2 separate regions of the Homo sapiens genome follow, and region 1 is linked to region 2. A link is a loop called in an ENCODE intact Hi-C map of the cell type or tissue named here. Cell type or tissue: endothelial cell of umbilical vein. All regions are shown on one strand. Each heading gives the region's core, and the rest is flanking DNA. Links, peaks and the distances in the headings are about the cores only. Region 1 has its middle 17 kb from the start of COMMD10. Region 2 overlaps AP3S1 (adaptor related protein complex 3 subunit sigma 1).

Evidence for each region. Hi-C counts contacts between places; a loop is a spot of excess contacts. Peaks named below come from ENCODE experiments on the same cell type or tissue, not always from the same donor. Only the 100,000 strongest peaks of a DNase experiment are listed, where the experiment ranks them.
Region 1: it touches region 2 in a loop (11-fold over the local background); 38 of 110 quality-filtered maps call a loop at or near these places.

The regions. Positions count from the first base shown.
Region 1 is chr5:116,066,919-116,069,845 of GRCh38, forward strand. No RefSeq gene overlaps it. Among named protein-coding and RNA genes, the nearest start is that of COMMD10, 17 kb to the right of the region's middle. In endothelial cell of umbilical vein, for the core only: a CTCF peak has its summit at 1,316 (motif pointing left); a DNase peak (open chromatin) is centred at 1,303; H3K27me3 peaks cover 180 bases.
Region 2 is chr5:115,886,965-115,889,891 of GRCh38, forward strand. The region is part of intron 3 of AP3S1 (adaptor related protein complex 3 subunit sigma 1); the gene reads left to right. Among named protein-coding and RNA genes, the nearest start is that of AP3S1, 46 kb to the left of the region's middle. In endothelial cell of umbilical vein, for the core only: no CTCF peak of the experiment used is centred there; a DNase peak (open chromatin) is centred at 1,267.

The DNA.
Region 1 (2,927 bases), core at 330-2,829, 180 kb after region 2:
CTCCGTTACCCAGTCTTCATACACCCAAAGATGTATGAAGTAAAAGAAAGTAAAAAGAAACCCAGGGTACTTACTGCTCTGTCCTTCCTCATGTCCCAGGTCCCTAACCAGTCTGCCTCCTTCTCTCTGCCTTTCAGAGTCATCTTATATTTGTTTTATTCGTAAAGTCCAGAGTTTGTAACTGTATGTAGTGAGAAGAATAGCAAAAAAGCATCCCTACTCCATTTTTCTGCAAATGGAAGTCCTTGTTGGGCTTTAATGTCAAGGTGATGCTCGCCACATAAAAGGAGATGGTGACCACTTTCTTTTCTCTACAAGCCTTTGTTTCAAGTGAAACTATTCATCCTCACATGTTTATTGGAACTTGCCAGTGAGGCCAGTTGGACCTGAAGGGATTTTTTTTTGTTGTTTTCTTTCTCTCTCTCTCTTTTTTTTAATAGGAAGGTTTTCAATAACACATTTGTTTTTAAAACAGTTATATTCTGTTTTCTTCTATTTTTCTTATGTATTACATATTACATATATATCTTTCTATAAGTTATCTATTTTATATAAATTTTCAAATTTGTGAACATAGTTATATAAAATATATACATTGTCATTTTTAAATATCAACCATTTTCCTCAAATTTTATTTATAAATTATTTAAAGGACATTACTAACCAGCATTCTTTCAGTAAATTATTTTCCCCCTTAGTTAGCCAGAGTTGGTCAGAGTTGGATTCTCTTACTCATAAACAAAACACCCTAACTAATACACTTATTGTCCAGAAAATGGAGAGACATGTATAGTGTAGTTGCGGCAAATTGCTTTTCAATAAATTTCCACAAAAAATCTATTCCTTCTGTTTTCTGAGAGATACCTAGAGCCTGATTTAAGAGGTGTGAGCTAAGGCCCTCCCGTTTCTTTTCGACACACTGCTAACAATTGTGTTCTCAGCAATAGGAACTGAAAAGTGTCCATACAACTCATAAATTGTTCCCACTTCAATAGAACAGAAATTACTTTGCTTTTCAGGAGTTACTACAAAAAGTCCTAGAGAAAGAAAAAAGAAAAAAACAAAAACAGAATCCCAAAAAAGTCCTAGAGAGTGAGAGGAAGGAATGCTTTTTCAGTTGCTTCACATTTAGAATCCCATTCTAGCTTTGAATTTTCCAAACAGTACTTGGCATAGAGTAGCACTAAATATATGATTTCTATGATTTTTGCATATATTCTTGAATGATGAGGGTTATTTGCATTTTGTAATTTTTAATCATACATTTTCCTAAAAACGATATACAGAGGAAATACATGAATGGTTTTGGCTCCCTCTGCTGGCCATTTATATGCACTTTAGGTTTTACACAGAACAAAATCAAGACCACTTTTTCAAATGGATTTGGAATTTTTTCAAAAAGATTATTTAAGGCTGGGTACCATGAGATTTTTATCTTTTCTTTGGAATAAAAGATGATTTTCTCAAGATTTTGTTTCTTTTTTTAAAAGTCAGGGTCTCACTTTGTTGCCCAGGCTGGAGTGCACAATCATAGCTCACTGTAACCTCAAATTCCTGGGCTCAGATGATCCTCCTGCTTTAGCCTCCTGAGTAGCTGGGACTACAGGTGAGAGCCACCACGCCCGGTTAACTTTTAATTGTATTTAACTTTTTAAGATCAGGGCTCGAGTGCTATGTTGCCCAGGCTGGTCTCTAATGCCTGGCCTCAAATGATCCTCCTGCCTCAGTCCTCCAAAGCCCTGGGATTACAGGTGTGAGCCACCATGCCTGGCACTATTTAAACTTTTCAATTTAATTTTTCAAATTTATACTTCAAAAAACTTTAACATTATAACTGTTATAACATTATAACTTTAAAAAAGGATACATTTAGCACAATAAATGAAGTTTAGAAAATGTTTTAGATAAAAGGCCTGACTCCTGCTATGTCTCTTTCTCAAGCTGTCTGTGGTGAAGGTACCCAGTTATAGAGACTGATGCCATTCCATATTGCCATAACAATGCCTCCCTCAGTCCAGTCAATTCCTCGGCCATTCTCCAAAGCAGCTATTTAAACGTTTGGCCTTTTTAACTCCCGACTTCTTTATCCTCTTCTCAATATTGCTGTTTTCTTGGAAATGATAGAGACCATCCGATACATAACTTTGACATTCTGATTTTTTCTCCTGCCCCCAATCCTACTAAGAGTCTCTATCCATACCTCTTTTTTGCCTCCACTCTTGTAGTTTCAGTGAAACAACTTTCTCTCCTGTTAAAGGACAGTCAATTGGGATGGATCCCTTTTCCCTGGGTTCTTTAGGAACAGCACTGTATGAAACATTATCATCTCTCTCTTTTCTATATCTTTGTTGGCTTTTAATGATCATGTGATCATACACTTATTGTTTACGTCAGCTGGGATCTTTCAACTGCAAACAGCTCTGGCTAATTTAAGCAAAAAAAAAGGGGGGTGGGGGGCACTAGATCTAAGAAAATGCAGAAAAGGTTGGCCTCAGGAAGAAAAGGCACCAGGCCAGTTTTATGAGCTGGGTAGCCACACATCATGAAGCAGGGACCAACCATCAGAAACTTTGCTGAGCTGGGGGAGAGAGCTGAACTGCCAGGTGTCAGACTAGTTAAAACAACAAGACAAATGTGAAAGAGGTAAGGGTGTAATCACTTACTGTGATGGTATATGCAAGAATCTAAAAGGAGATTGCTGTGAGATTTAATGAGATAATGCTTGTAAAGCATCAGAAACAATCCTGGGTACACAGCAAACATAACTTGATAAATGATGGCTATCGTTACGTATTCAGAGCATCCACAGTGCCCTGTATTCAGATGAATCATGACACTTTTTCACTTCACTGTTGTTTTGTGGCCTCATACTGATGTGTAAGTTCCTTAGAAGCTTAGGAGAAGGGATTGTGTTTTTTAAGCGCAAG
Region 2 (2,927 bases), core at 102-2,601:
TCCAAGTGAGGTTTAATAGAAATCCAGTCCAGAATGCAGTCATATATTGAGTCAAGTGCTATTTACATATCTTAAACACCATACTTTAAAGATTCTTAATAGTACATGCAGTGGGTACCTATTGGAGAGTGTACCTAGGCTACATTCATAATTGTTCTTCAAAGGTAAATGATGTGATTTTACGTTCAGTTTGTCTTCCCTAGCTCTGCTGGTACATTCAATATTTGTAATGGTATTTTTTAGTTATTGGTTTGAGTTAAACCAAGATATTTCTCTCTAGAACATCTTGCTGGTGATAAAAAAATAATTTTTTGGCTTCAGCATATTAGTATCCTTAAATTTATGCCTCCTATTTTTGCACTAAAGACTTTTCGTATCTTATAACATGTCAGTGTAACCCTTTTTTTTTTTCATTTATTATTGTAGATTCAAAACAGCAGGATCTGTTTCTCCTGAATTTTAACAGAAATTTCTAAACCCAGAAACCAATTTTTTTTTTTACTTAGAAACTCAAAAAGGGGTCTGCCAAATAAGTGGTATTGTTTAAGGGTAATTTGTGGTATTTTTATTTTATCTTGTGTACATTTTTATTTCTCCGTGTGTTTGGTATTATAATACTAGCTAATGTATATTGAGTGTTTTCTTTTGTGAGACATTGTTGTAAGCCCTTTATATTTATTCATTTAATCACTAAAACAACTCTATGATATAGTTACCATTATTATGCCCAGATAAGAAACTGAGGCTTAGTGTTAAATAACTTGCCCTGGATCTCAGAGTTAGAGGCAAGGCTAGAATTTAAGTATACACATGCTAAAGTTTGTGCTCTTGAGTACTAACTACAAAGCTGTCATATAATAGATACCTGTTACTCTTTGTGGCCTGGATGTATAGGTTACTCTTTGTGGCTTGGATGTAAAGATAAAGAAAACACAAGCATGTTTTATAACTAGAATAGCATGGGAAAGGAGGACTCTTTATATTTGGAGGAGGCATTTTTCGAAATCTATTTACTTTTTATATTTATTTTTTGAATACTAGGTAATTAAAATGCAGGACAATTTAAAATATTATTCTTTTTGTAAATTGGAAGTAATTTTTCTCCCACCAGCTTTTGAATTCCTTGAGGACAGAGTTTAGGTCTTTGGTTTTATATCCCTGGCACCTGAGTAGCTACTCAGTAGTAGTTAGATACCTGTTATATTGAAATTGGCTTTAAACTTTATATCATTTTAAAGTTGAAGCACAAGAGGGTGCTGTTTACTATGATACTTCTAGGTCTTAGCTCCTTTTATCTTTCTACTTGTGAAATAATAATGCAACAGCAATTTTTTTATTGTTGTTATGGTTAGAACCATCGAGACTCTAATTTTTCCCCCTTAATTTCTTCACTTCAGATTGTCAGTTATTTGTTTTTTGTTGGCCTTGTGCATGTAACAGATCATCAGTGTGTGATGGACCTTAGGGCTCTAGATTTCTGATGATATTAAATAATTTTTGCTAAATCAAAAGAAAATTAGAAAGTCTTTTGAAGAAGGTTTGTTGATTTTTTAAAACTGAACAGAGTATCTGAGTGCTTTAAATTTTAAGAATTTTTTTCATAAATTAATAACATGCAGTTATAATGACATTTTGTTGCAGGGTACTTTTTTTATAGTATTCACATTTTTTTACATGTGATATTGTTCTGGATTAAATGTGGACAGCATTTTTTTCTTCCTAAGTTAACAAATTACAGTGTCTTGGTAGTTGTGGCATGTAGTTATCTTCCTTTTATATCAGTATTTATCAGCAGAATTATAATTTTCTATTTCTATTTTAATTTTATAATTATCATGTATTTTGAACAGCCAGATAAATAATTCTGGCTGCCATTTATTAAATGGGTCTTCGGAACTGTGCTGGGCACTCTATCTAAATTGTTTAACTCAATTTTTATGATAATCCAGAAAAGTAAGTAGTTTTATCTCTATCTTATAGTTCTGAGATTTAAAGGAGTTAAATGATACTTGAGGCCACAGAGCAGGGATTTGAAGGCATGTATGTCTTCCTGGTTTCAAAGCATGTATCCTCAACACAGTACTGTGCTGCCTCTATAGGCAACCCATGTTTTTTACCACTCCATACTTTACCAGAGGCACACTTAATGCTATCACGAACTTTTTTTTCTTTTTTGCCCAATATAATCTGCACATTTAGTAGGTTCTGCTGATCTTTTATAAATACATGTAAGTGAAGGGGAACTATTTAGACAGCATTTTTACCAAGATGGTCTTCTCATGGTTAAAAAAGTATGACTGCAACATATAGGTAATCAATGGAACTAGAAAAATTAAGAAAGAAAAAATAAAGGCATACTGGAAATTGTATTCTGATTAGTAAATCTAATAATGATTTAAAATCAAGTAAGACCACTCCACGTCATACACAGAAATCAATTTCAGATAAATTTGGTCCAAACATGAAGAGTAAAATAATAAAGCTTTTGTTTTCTTCTGAGTGAATCTCTTTCCTGACCTTGCTGTAAGCCAAGATTCCTTAAAGTGGACATAAAACAATGTTAACTACAAAGAAGAAAACTGAAAAATTGGATTTTATTGGAATGGAAAAATTCTGTTCTTCCAAGGGCACTGTTAGGAGAATGAAAAGGCAAGCCACAGAACTGGCAAAGGTATTTGTAATACATATGACAAAAGACTGTAGCTAGACTATATAAAGAATTCCTATACATCAATAAGAAAATACAGACCCTTGTAATCCCAGCTACTCAGGTGTCTGAGGTGGAAGGATTGCTTGAGCCCAGGAGTTTGAGACCAGCCTGGGCAACATAGTGAAACCATGTCTTTAAAAAAAAATGATAAAAAGACCAATAGAAAATGAGCAGAAATCTTGAACAGGCATTATGAAAATAGATATCTAAATGGGTA